Regions from separate parts of the Homo sapiens genome. Here region 2 is linked to region 1. Evidence: chromatin loops called from intact Hi-C (ENCODE). Cell type or tissue: Caco-2. All regions are shown on one strand. Each heading gives the region's core, and the rest is flanking DNA. Links, peaks and the distances in the headings are about the cores only. Region 1 holds the start of PCGEM1 (PCGEM1 prostate-specific transcript). Region 2 has its middle 380 kb from the start of LINC01821.

Region 1 (5,398 bases), core at 239-5,238:
ACTTGAAAACAGAAAAATATTAAAATTTTCTACAAACACAAAGAAAAATTGAACAAATAAAATGAAGGTACAAAGAAGTATAATATTTAATTCTGAAATTTTGCAAAGTTGGCTTTGGAATATCTCAGTCAGTGGGAGGAATCTTTTGAAGTGACTCCAGTTTTACTTGGATAAACTTATATTCTGCACCAGAATGAAATCAAACTGAAATTGCCTATGATTTGATAGTATAAAGGTTTACAAAAGTAGTCTATATAATTTTAAATAACAAAATAGAAGACAAGTTTTGACTTCCAAAATATTTGTCAGAAATTATGATTGGAAGCAAAAGCATAGCACCTGCAAAAATATATGAGCTGAAATATTTATATATTTCGTATTGAAGAAAATAGAGTTGATAATATCATTTATTTAGCAGAAATTTCTCCAAGCTTACAAGCTACTTCATTCTCTAGAGAAAAATTATTTTCTCAACTAAAAACTTTAGGATCCACAGAGACTGAGATGAGGGTTTCAGTATTTTCAAATTTATTAACCAAAAATTTTCATTTAAGATAATTTTTAGGCAAATTAAAAATAAATAGACAACATTAAAATATTTTGAACAAATACCACTGGCATTATATTAGAGTTGGATACTATAAAATTAATTAAATAATCAAAAATATATTAAATAAGTTACTACTTATACTATTTTAAATCTTCCAGTGATAAATATAAGGAAGTTTTTTGGTGTTTCATGTACATATGCTGCTTTTAGTTTTAGAAAATTGTATTTCAGAGAATTACTTTTAAATAGTACTATTTCATAGATCTAACACTATCATAACATCAATTGCTTTTTGTCAATAGTGCCTATGTCAAAATTATATAATTTAATTATTTTAGCTTTCCCTGTCATTCTCGAAAGTATTTTTTGGGGGGCATCAAATAGTATGGTCATCATAATGCTAGTACAGAAAACAAACAAACACATAAATTACACAAATAAATGTTTGATATAAATATCAAGTGGTGAGGAAAAGGAAAAGAAACTTTTGATCGAGACTATTCTAGATCAGGTGGTCACTGAAGCTATTTTGGACAAGGAAACCTTTTAGCACGTATATAGAAATGATGATGCAATTGTGAATATCTATTGGAAGAGCAATCTAGGCAAAGGCAAAATATGAAAAAAAGAAATACCTCGGCCAAAACCCAGTCTAACTTGTAGTAGTGAAAAGGCTAATGAGATTGAAGGAGAGCCAGAAAGGCCTAGTGGCTGGAAATTACATGAAATTTTAGGGAGAGCCTGGACCAGATCATAGCAAGTCTTTGTAGGTTTTCAATATTTTTTTTCTTTCTTTCTATGTGTGACAGAGAATAGTGGAAGTTTTGTGGGGTGGAGTGACATCATCTGGTTTATGTTTAAAAACTTTCTTCCAGTTGCTATGTTAAGAATAGATTGTAAGGATTGGAGCTAAAGAGGAAGGAATAATTATACAAAGAGCAGTAGGAAAAATACTAATAATTAAGAGAGAAAAGGAACTTAGCCAATTTGAACATCCTCTACATATGAAGAACTGTGCTGGACATTTACAAAAATTATCTACTATTGCTAATGGATATGTGTATATATTAGTTGATTTGCTTCAATAGTATACTGTAATTGAAAGTTTCAATTGCTTATAAGTTATTCAAGCATATATGAAGATAACATACAGATATATAGTTAAAAATAGTGCAATCTGAAACTTTCACAATTACTCTTAGGAGATTAGTGTTCAGTACTGAAATTAATGAAATGATATTATCTCAATATGCATATGCAAATATGAATAAGTAGTTAAGCTCAACAATAGCATAAGCAAAAGATTATGATAATAAGTTCCATTATCTGAATTAATGAATGGCTCACCTCACTTGATAAGGTCACGTTGAGTCCCAGTGCATCTCGTAGTACAATTTTATCATTCAGCTCTATGAATCTGCTTAACTATTTCTGTATATTTTAACAAGAAATAAAAATCACAAAGAGATAAAGGTAAGTTGCCTGTGGGAGCCTGAAAAAAAAAAATCAACCAGAATAACAAATTCTTCTTGGTTTAGAATATTCCCAAGTTGTATGCTTTTTATTTTTTTTTCAATGATTCACCATGCAGGTATTTAAATAATAAAGGAGGCATTTAAATGTTTCTTTGATTTAAATCCCTATTTTAATCTCTAGTTAAGGTTCCTCAAATTTCTTGTCTCATACATCTAGTGATTAACAAAATTATATACATGGTGACATACACATAAGATCTATGAGGACCTCACTTACTGAATATTCAAATGTGATTATTGTATTACTCTCTACCTCTGTGAGTTCCCTAAAAGGGAAACTGTGTGCCCTGAAAATAAATTTATGTGTGATTTTGTCAAATTATCCTTGGAGATAGAACCTGGAAGCAAAACATATTACAATGCCAAATGTGTTTCTCAAAAGGCCAAATAAATTAAATCTTCTTCAGGGAAAACATATAAAGGCTGGATCACAACATCCATGCTCTGCATTCAGACTTAAAGCACCAAAGTTATACAAAACTGAGTAGCCCTATCAAATCATTTCATTATTCCCTGCTAATTACACTAAAACCTCTATACTTTTCAAAGCATTTTTATTTTGTCTTCTAAATGTTAGTAGTTTAAAAATAACCATGATTTAAGCCATTATTACTATATTCTTAGCTATTATATACATAACAAAATCTCTTACTCACCCCAATTAGAGGAAGTTGCAGACACAGGTTACGGCATAGGGCAAAAAGGTTGCTGCCTAATTGAAAAAAGATGCTGTCCAGGGACCTATAAATAGCTCTTTAAAAACCTCCACCTTTGCTATCATTTTCATTCAATTTATGACTTTTAAAACTGCAGTTCCAAAACTGGGTGCCAGAGTGCCTTGGGGCACTACCATGAATTAACAGGAGCACTGAGGGATATTTTAAAGTTTCTAGGAAAACAGAGTGACATCTATTGGGCACCAGGCAAGTTACAACTGTTAACATGGGAGCTTACTACTTAATACATGAAGCTGATAGCTTTGTGCTTTGTTTTTATTTAACTTAGGTGCTTTGTGAGAAAAAACAAGAACAAAAGCAAAAAAACCTGAGACACTAAAGGTGTCATGAACTCAGAGATTTTCAGAACCACTGTTTTATACATAATTTCAGTACAACGTGCAGTGAAGCCTCAAGCTTCATAGTGAAGCATGCTAAGATCAATTTTTAAAGAAAGCATATATAATTTTAAAAATTATTTGTTTCATAAATAACTGCAATTTATTACTAAAAAATGATAAAATGACTTAATGAACATATGCCAAAAAAATAAGAAATTATAGAGATGTATCTTTATGACATCTATGTAAAGGAAAATTTTATAAAGAGATTATTAAAGATGCTGATTATAAAATTTAAAAATGTTAACTTCAACACAATACAATTTAAAACTTTTATCCATCACAAGACATAAAGTAGAAAGTACACAACAAACTGATAAAGGTATTTTCAGTAATATAATAATTAGTATCTAAACCATATAAAATTCTTATAAATTAATGAGAAAAGCAATCCAATAGGAAAAAATGGGGAGCAAAAATAATAAGCAAGCATTTCAGCAAAAGTAAATTATAAATGGTTAAAAAAGAAACAATTCTTAAACATAGAAAATGCAAATTAAAAGCACACTGAGATTTTATTTTATGCCATTTGATGGGCAAAAATTATTGTTCGATCATACCAAACTTTGGCAGAACAAGCAACTATGTGGGCACCAATATACTCATACCGGTAGTATAAATAGGTATAATTACTTTGAAAAATGATTTGGCATTATCTTGTAAATTCGAGCATGTGACAATCTTATAACCCAGCAATTTTTTCTTATTTTTTTACCTTAGAATAACTCATACACATGCCTCAAAAAAGTATACAAAATGAAATTTAAAACAGCATTATTTTTGTAACAGCAAAAACAGAAATAGCAGAGTATCTATAGACAAAGGAGTCAATAAACAAACTGAAATTTATATAGTCGAATGTCAAAGAGATTAAAAATAAACAAATTATACATGCCCAACACATTACTGAATTTTAGAACCATAATGTTAAGTAAAAAAAGCAAAGCACAAATAATATAACTACAATATATTATTTAAAAAGCTTAAAACAAGGAAAGCTATATAATCTTATGCAGACATATGATAAAACAAAAATTTTAAAAGCAAAAGAAAAAAACACACAAGTCGGGAAAGATGTTGCAATGGGGGAGATTCAAGTGTTAATGTTTTAGTTTTTAAATTAGATGATGACTTTATGGGTGGTATTGTATTATTATTGTTATGCTTTATATTTATATATTCATTAGAATAATTTTTTGCATTTTAAAATATTTATAATACATGGAAACATATGCATGTTTTCATTCAATCTTCACTAACATACTGAGAACTAATTAAATTCCATACTACTAAAAAAAACACAAATGCTTAGAATCGCTTACCCATGTCACTCATCCAATTAGAATCAAATTGGAATTAGTACCTTTCCAGTGCTCATATCACTTTGCAATGAACATCTTTTTTTCAGAAATTGCAGAACGCAAGAGGGATCTGATAGCATGAGGTTTTCCCTAGACTACTTTGTGGAATTGGTTTAATGCCATAATGGACTCATACAAACATCCTTTTAATTAATTTTAAACATGACTCAGAAATATAAGTCTTTTATTTATTTATTTATTTTTAGTGTGGCAAGTGGGAGGGGGAATGATGTTGAGTTGGTTCCATTTAGCTCCACATGTAGACAGGTTCATGAGCCATTCCTTTCTGCCATCACTGGTGGACTAAGCACATAGGCTCTCTCTTTATCTCAGATACTTGCCAACAACCTGAAACTTTAAAAGTGTTAGTGGCAGTTTAGCAGAAATGAGGGGTGTCCTCACAGGATAATTTTATTATGAATACAGCAAAGTCTCAAGACGTGCCTAAGTATCATCCCTTTTGAATGGTCAATGGAAGTTATGCTCAATGTTCATGAAAGAAGAGATGCTAAAAGAAAAGCCAATTAACTCCGCTAATACTTTGGTAAAGGCACTGTGTGATGCTTATAAAAAGAAGACTAAATGGTGTGTGTTCTCTAGCTTGAAACTCATGCAATTCACAGACTAAGAGATGGGTGGTGCTTGCTAAAATTTTAGTTGGGCAGTCTCTCTGAATGTTAACTCATGTAAGGCAAGGTCCCACTGGGGTTAGCTCTCTCTTTTCACACCCTATCAGCTTCATTACTTTATTTTTCATCCTTCTTCCAAGCCCTAGGAATTCTTTCTATCATGGGTGAAGCTTTGCTTTTATGCATAATGTAGTTTCCCTTTGCCC
Region 2 (5,398 bases), core at 169-5,168, 1.2 Mb before region 1:
CCACTGGGGTCGACTAGAAGGTGAAGGGTAGGAGGAGACAGAGGAGCAGAAAATATAACTATTGGGTGTTGGGTTTAATACTTGGGTTATGAAATAACCTGTACAACAAACCCCCATGACGCTAGTTTACCTATGTGGCAACCTTCACGTGTACACCCGAATCTAAAATAAAAGTTAAAACAAATGGTGTCCAAGAGGTCTCCTTTAATAAAGGCATTTCCCTGCCTAATACGTTTTCTGAATTAAGGTGAAGCTTGACTTTTTGAGTGATGTGTCTGTGTTCATGTTTTTATACTCTCAGTTACATCGTAGACTAGTGTGTATTAGTCCGTTCTCATGCTGCTAGTAAAGATATAATCGAGACAGTGAATTAATAGAAAAAAAAAAGAGGTTTAATTGATCCACAGTTCAGCATGGCTGAGGAGGCCTCAGGAAACTTACAATCATGGCAAAAGACACCTCTTTACAAAAGACACCTCTTTACAGGGCGGCAGGAAAAAGAATGCCTGCCAGCAGGGGAAATGCCAGATGCTTACAAAGCCATCAGGTCTCATGAAAATTCACTATCACAAGAACAGCATGGGGAAAACAGCCCCCATGATTCAATTACCTCCCACCTAGTCCCTTCTGTGACATGTGGGGATTACGGGGATTACAATTCAAGATGAGATTTGGGTGAGGACACAGCCAAACCATATCAATTAGGGTAAGAGCAATAGTAATTTTTGCTTAAGAACCGTGCCTCCACTATCTATCAAATATTGCAAAGAATTCATGGCTCCCCAGAAGGAGTCCCAAGGGAGCAAAGCAAATATAGCCTCATTAAATAATACTGAAAGGGACAGGACTTTATCTTATCCAGGTATGAAACTCAGGGCAAGGTTACATGCCTCCTGTATGTATAGTAATTTATCTCTCTAGTTTATTGTCTAATCGTCTGTATTGGTTTGTTGGGTCAGCTTTTACAAAATAACAAACTGGTTGGCTTCAGAGAACAAATTTATTATCTCACAGTTTGGGGGGTTGTAAGTTCAAAATTATGGTGGCAGCAGGGCCATGTTCTTTCTAAAGACAGACAATAAAAATACTTTATTGCCTCTTCTTAGCTTTTGGTGGTTGCCACTTCAAATCTCTGCCTCTATCTTTTCATGGCCTTCTTGCCTGTGTTCATGTCTGTGTATCTGCACATGGCATTCTCTGCTCTTTATGTCTCCTATAATGGCACCAATCATTGGATTATGGTAGACGTTAATCCAGTCTGACCTCATCCTAACTTGATTACACCTGAAAGGACCTCATTTCACAATAAGGTTACATTCACAGTTACCAGAGGTTAGGACTTGAGGTATCATTTTGGAAAACACAATTTAATCAATCTATGCATCTGTCTATCATGTTTACCAAATCTCCTTAATATTATAATTAGAAAGAAATAGGTGTGTGCCTCAGAATCTTTAGAGAAAAAATTACTGTCATATTACTTTATGTTTACCACAGAAAATATTTTTAAATTGTGCATTTCCTCTAGATCTTGGGAGACACTATTATTTTTCCAGTAGTTTCAAATTTATTTATAGAATCTATACTTGCCTTTTTAACATTGACAATAAAACTTTATGCATTTATAGTATGCACCTTTATCTTTTGAAATATGTATACATTGTGGAATAAGTCAAGCTCCTTAACATGTCACATACTTCACATACTTATCAGTTATTTGTGATGAGATCACTTAAAATTTACTTATGTTCCTTTGACTGATGGCAAATCAATCTAGGCCCTATGTTTCCTTTACCCAGTTTTTGAGGAGTTTCTTAGTTTCTTCTCTATTCTCCAATCCTTTTTTATCTACTATGGTTTAAATTATGGTCTTTATATTCACATTTAGTTATAGTACAGATATTAATGACTTCTACCAAGTAAATTTCTATATCTAAAAGTAATTCAGTATATTGAGGAGGAACACAATGAGGCAAGCTCCTTTCAAGTTGTGGTTGTTCTAGAATCAGGGATAATGTGACAACTCTTTGTTCACTAGGTTTAATATATAACACATCTAATCAGGCACAGGTCTATGCTCTTCCAAATTTCAACCCTTACAAAATTCCTTTGCTATGAATTTTCATATTAAATATACCAGGACCTGTTTTCTTATATGGCCTGCCGTATTTTCATCTTGACAGCATTTTAAGAAATGTAATAAGAGATCTTTGGTGTAGGTATGACTCTCGCTGGCTTTTGTGCAGAAGGTTTGACACCTAAGTATTTAATCAGTGTTATGCCAGCCTTCCCCACTTAGGGGAGCTAGTGGCAAGAATTGAAGCATTTCTGAACAGCGCTGCCTTTATTTTGGTTTAGAGGATAAAGTATACATAAATTAGCTATTCAGAAACACTGATGATGCAATCAGTGGACATTAGTTTAGGTATTTTCCTGTAAAGATACTAAACAAAAAACATTGTCGATAGTTGTCTACAGAAGGATCACTGTTAAAGCTCTATTTAGATTGTACTGGTTTGCTACAACATAAATGTATCTACAATACTTTGTTCAATCCCATTTATGAAGGATTTAAAGCTGTGTACAAAAAAAGTACTTATAATATTTTAAAAACAGAAAATTGAAATAGAAAATCCAGACAAGAAAAAATATAAATATACATAGATACTGAAGACCAAGTACTTGAGAAGACAAGAATGCAGATTAGAAGAGACAACATATTCTGCAGGCCAAATTAAAACAGAATGAACTAATTTTCATAATTAAAGAAAAGTAAACCTATCTATTTTAGAGAAAACATTTTTCTAACATTGATTTCTAAATGGAATATTTCATGTGTCACATTTTTAGAAAGGATACTGGATGATATAATGTACACTTGTCACAAACCTATCTTGAAACAGGTGCAGCAAGGGATTTCATATGGTTATTTTTTGTCATATTCTGAAATAGAAATCAAGTGAGCAGCATTTCAAAATGAAATTCTGTAAAGGATATTCTGCAAGGTGTAATATTACTTTCTGAAAACCTATAATAAATGTAGTAAGTAACCTGCCCATGGCAGGAAATGTTTACATAAAAATTGGTACAAAACAGTTATTTCCTGGCTTACTCCCACTGGCTAGATCAGTGTAACAATCTTCTGTGTTGGCCCTATTTGCTGCACCTGAACTATTGGGGATGCCACTCATACATTAACTGATCTAATTTCCAGATTACTAAAGATGGCCCTGAATTAAGCCTGTTGTCTCAAAATAATTATTAATAGTCCCTTTTCATCCTCAAAAGTGTTCAGGTCTGGATGATAAATTATATTGTCAACCTCATTATTCATAAGAGGTTATTGTCTTAACTATCACAGTTACCAACTCAAGTAATTTTTCAGCTTTATCAATGTTAGGCACATACAGGTATCTCTTTTGCACTTACTTTTGCTATCACACCTGATACTCGGTAGCACTTCTAGTATAATGATATAACAATAACAGCGTGTGCTGTGGGCAGGCAAACTGCTAGGGTTCAAATTTTGCTGTGACCACTTGTTGACTGCAAGACCTTAAGTTACTTATCCTCTCTATGACTTGATTTACTCACTTATAAAATGGGGATAAGAATGGTGCCTATTTAATTATAAAGGTGTGAAAGTTCACAAGCGGAAAGGACTAGGGATTTAGTGAGCATACAACCAGTGTGAACATTTTCCTTTGACATTCTTGGTTATACTCAATCTTCTCTCCTTTTTGAAACGTTTTTCAGCTTACGTATACCTGATTTTCAGTGTCCTCTCATGTCACATCCTGAGACAGACACCCAAACTTGTTCTTCCTCAATTTAGGAGAAGCTCTCTCAGGAACTAAAGGCGTTCAAGTGTAGAAAAATCTAAACTGCAGTGTGCCAGAGAGAAATATTTTATTTTTTGTTTGTGCTGATATTCATAGGAAAGTTACAATTTTAGAGAGAACTTATCATCAAAAGAAACAGCAAAACAAGGCAAAAACACAAGGTGATAACCTGAGTCAACCTACCCAATAGGGTAAACAGGGAGATTAGAAACCAGAGACTAAGGATCTGCAATGGAGTTTAAACGTGACCCACAAAATATGGAGTCTACAGCCAACAAAAATGTATCCCAATCTTTACAGGCTGCAGAGGCTGATGCTTTTTTCAATTTTGTGCCTCCTGGTGTTTGTCATAAATCAGACCTCTGATGAAGCCTTGGTGTGAAGGATATTAGTTCCTTTATATGTACAAATATGAGGAAAGTGAAAACTGAAAAATCATAGTTCTTTGATTCTTTATGCTGTCTAGTTTAGTGCATTAACTATTGTTCATTAATAATAATGCTTACTGTTGATAAATAATAATACAATTGATTTGTAAAAACATAATCAAAAAGTAAAAAAAACTCATATGGGAAACATTCATAACATATATAATAGAGAAGGGAGTAATAATTTTTTAAGTGAGGAGATGGATTTTGGAGAAAGATTACACATATATTTGGTTAGAATAAAATTATGTAACAGAAAGTTAAATTTTGTAAAAAAAAAAGATGACTTGTACAGATGAGTAAAAATGAAACAAAAAGAATCTTGTGAGCCAATATAAGGAAAATAAACATCATTAGCCAATATAAGGCAAAACACATTGATGAAATCATATTGCATATGTGCTCTGGCTAAAAATGGCTGAAACGCTGAGACATGGGCCTGTTCTGTCATTATCCAAGGTATAAATAATGGCAGAGGCAAAGGTAACAACACTAGCTAAAACAAAGTCAGCTATGTAGGGGGAAAAAACCCAAAATCTATTTTTTGTCATATGCAGCATATTGAAATCTTCTGTCCCTCTCGACCAGCTGTAAGAATTCCAAACGTCTTTTCTGCCAACAAGTTTTTCATATCCAAAAAGGCAGGTGACTCTGATGGTGACCTTGCTATTGAAACAAGGTAAATAGCCTGCAGCAGTGACAGGATCTTGACACTGAAGTAAAAAATCTCTCTTGTTGCAACTCTCTAAGCACTTAGCCCAATACATTGTTGCATTTGTCAATTAGACAGAAATAGCTAATTCAGTCTGGCACTGTATGAAATGTTAAAGAAACTGAAAAGAACAAGCATAAAACATAATATATAGTTTACATATTTGTCACCTCCTATTTATAATAGTCCAAGGTGACACAAATGCAAGTTATAATAGTAAAATCCCTGATGTCAGATGCAGAACTATCTCAGAGTAATTTTAGCAATAATTTAATAAATAGGTGGGAGCTCTTATTTTAAGTTGGTAAAATTGGCTCATCAACACTAATGATGCCATGCAATTTAAAAGATCCTAAAAATTTTCTGCAATTAGCAATGAATATAATTATAGTAATATTCATAAATTGGCTAGTTAT

What was found. A loop is a pair of places that touch in the nucleus more often than their neighbours do. Peaks named below come from ENCODE experiments on the same cell type or tissue, not always from the same donor. Only the 100,000 strongest peaks of a DNase experiment are listed, where the experiment ranks them.
Region 2: it touches region 1 in a loop (7-fold over the local background); 2 of 110 quality-filtered maps call a loop at or near these places.

Annotation. Positions count from the first base shown.
Region 1 is chr2:192,747,372-192,752,769 of GRCh38, reverse strand. It overlaps PCGEM1 (PCGEM1 prostate-specific transcript), which reads right to left and starts at 2,925. Exons shown (of 4, transcript NR_152587.1): 1 at 2,742-2,925; 2 at 1,898-1,981. In Caco-2, for the core only: a CTCF peak has its summit at 2,977 (motif pointing left); no DNase peak of the experiment used is centred there.
Region 2 is chr2:193,960,615-193,966,012 of GRCh38, reverse strand. No RefSeq gene overlaps it. Among named protein-coding and RNA genes, the nearest start is that of LINC01821, 380 kb to the left of the region's middle. RefSeq lists an enhancer at 281-802. In Caco-2, for the core only: a CTCF peak has its summit at 2,303; no DNase peak of the experiment used is centred there.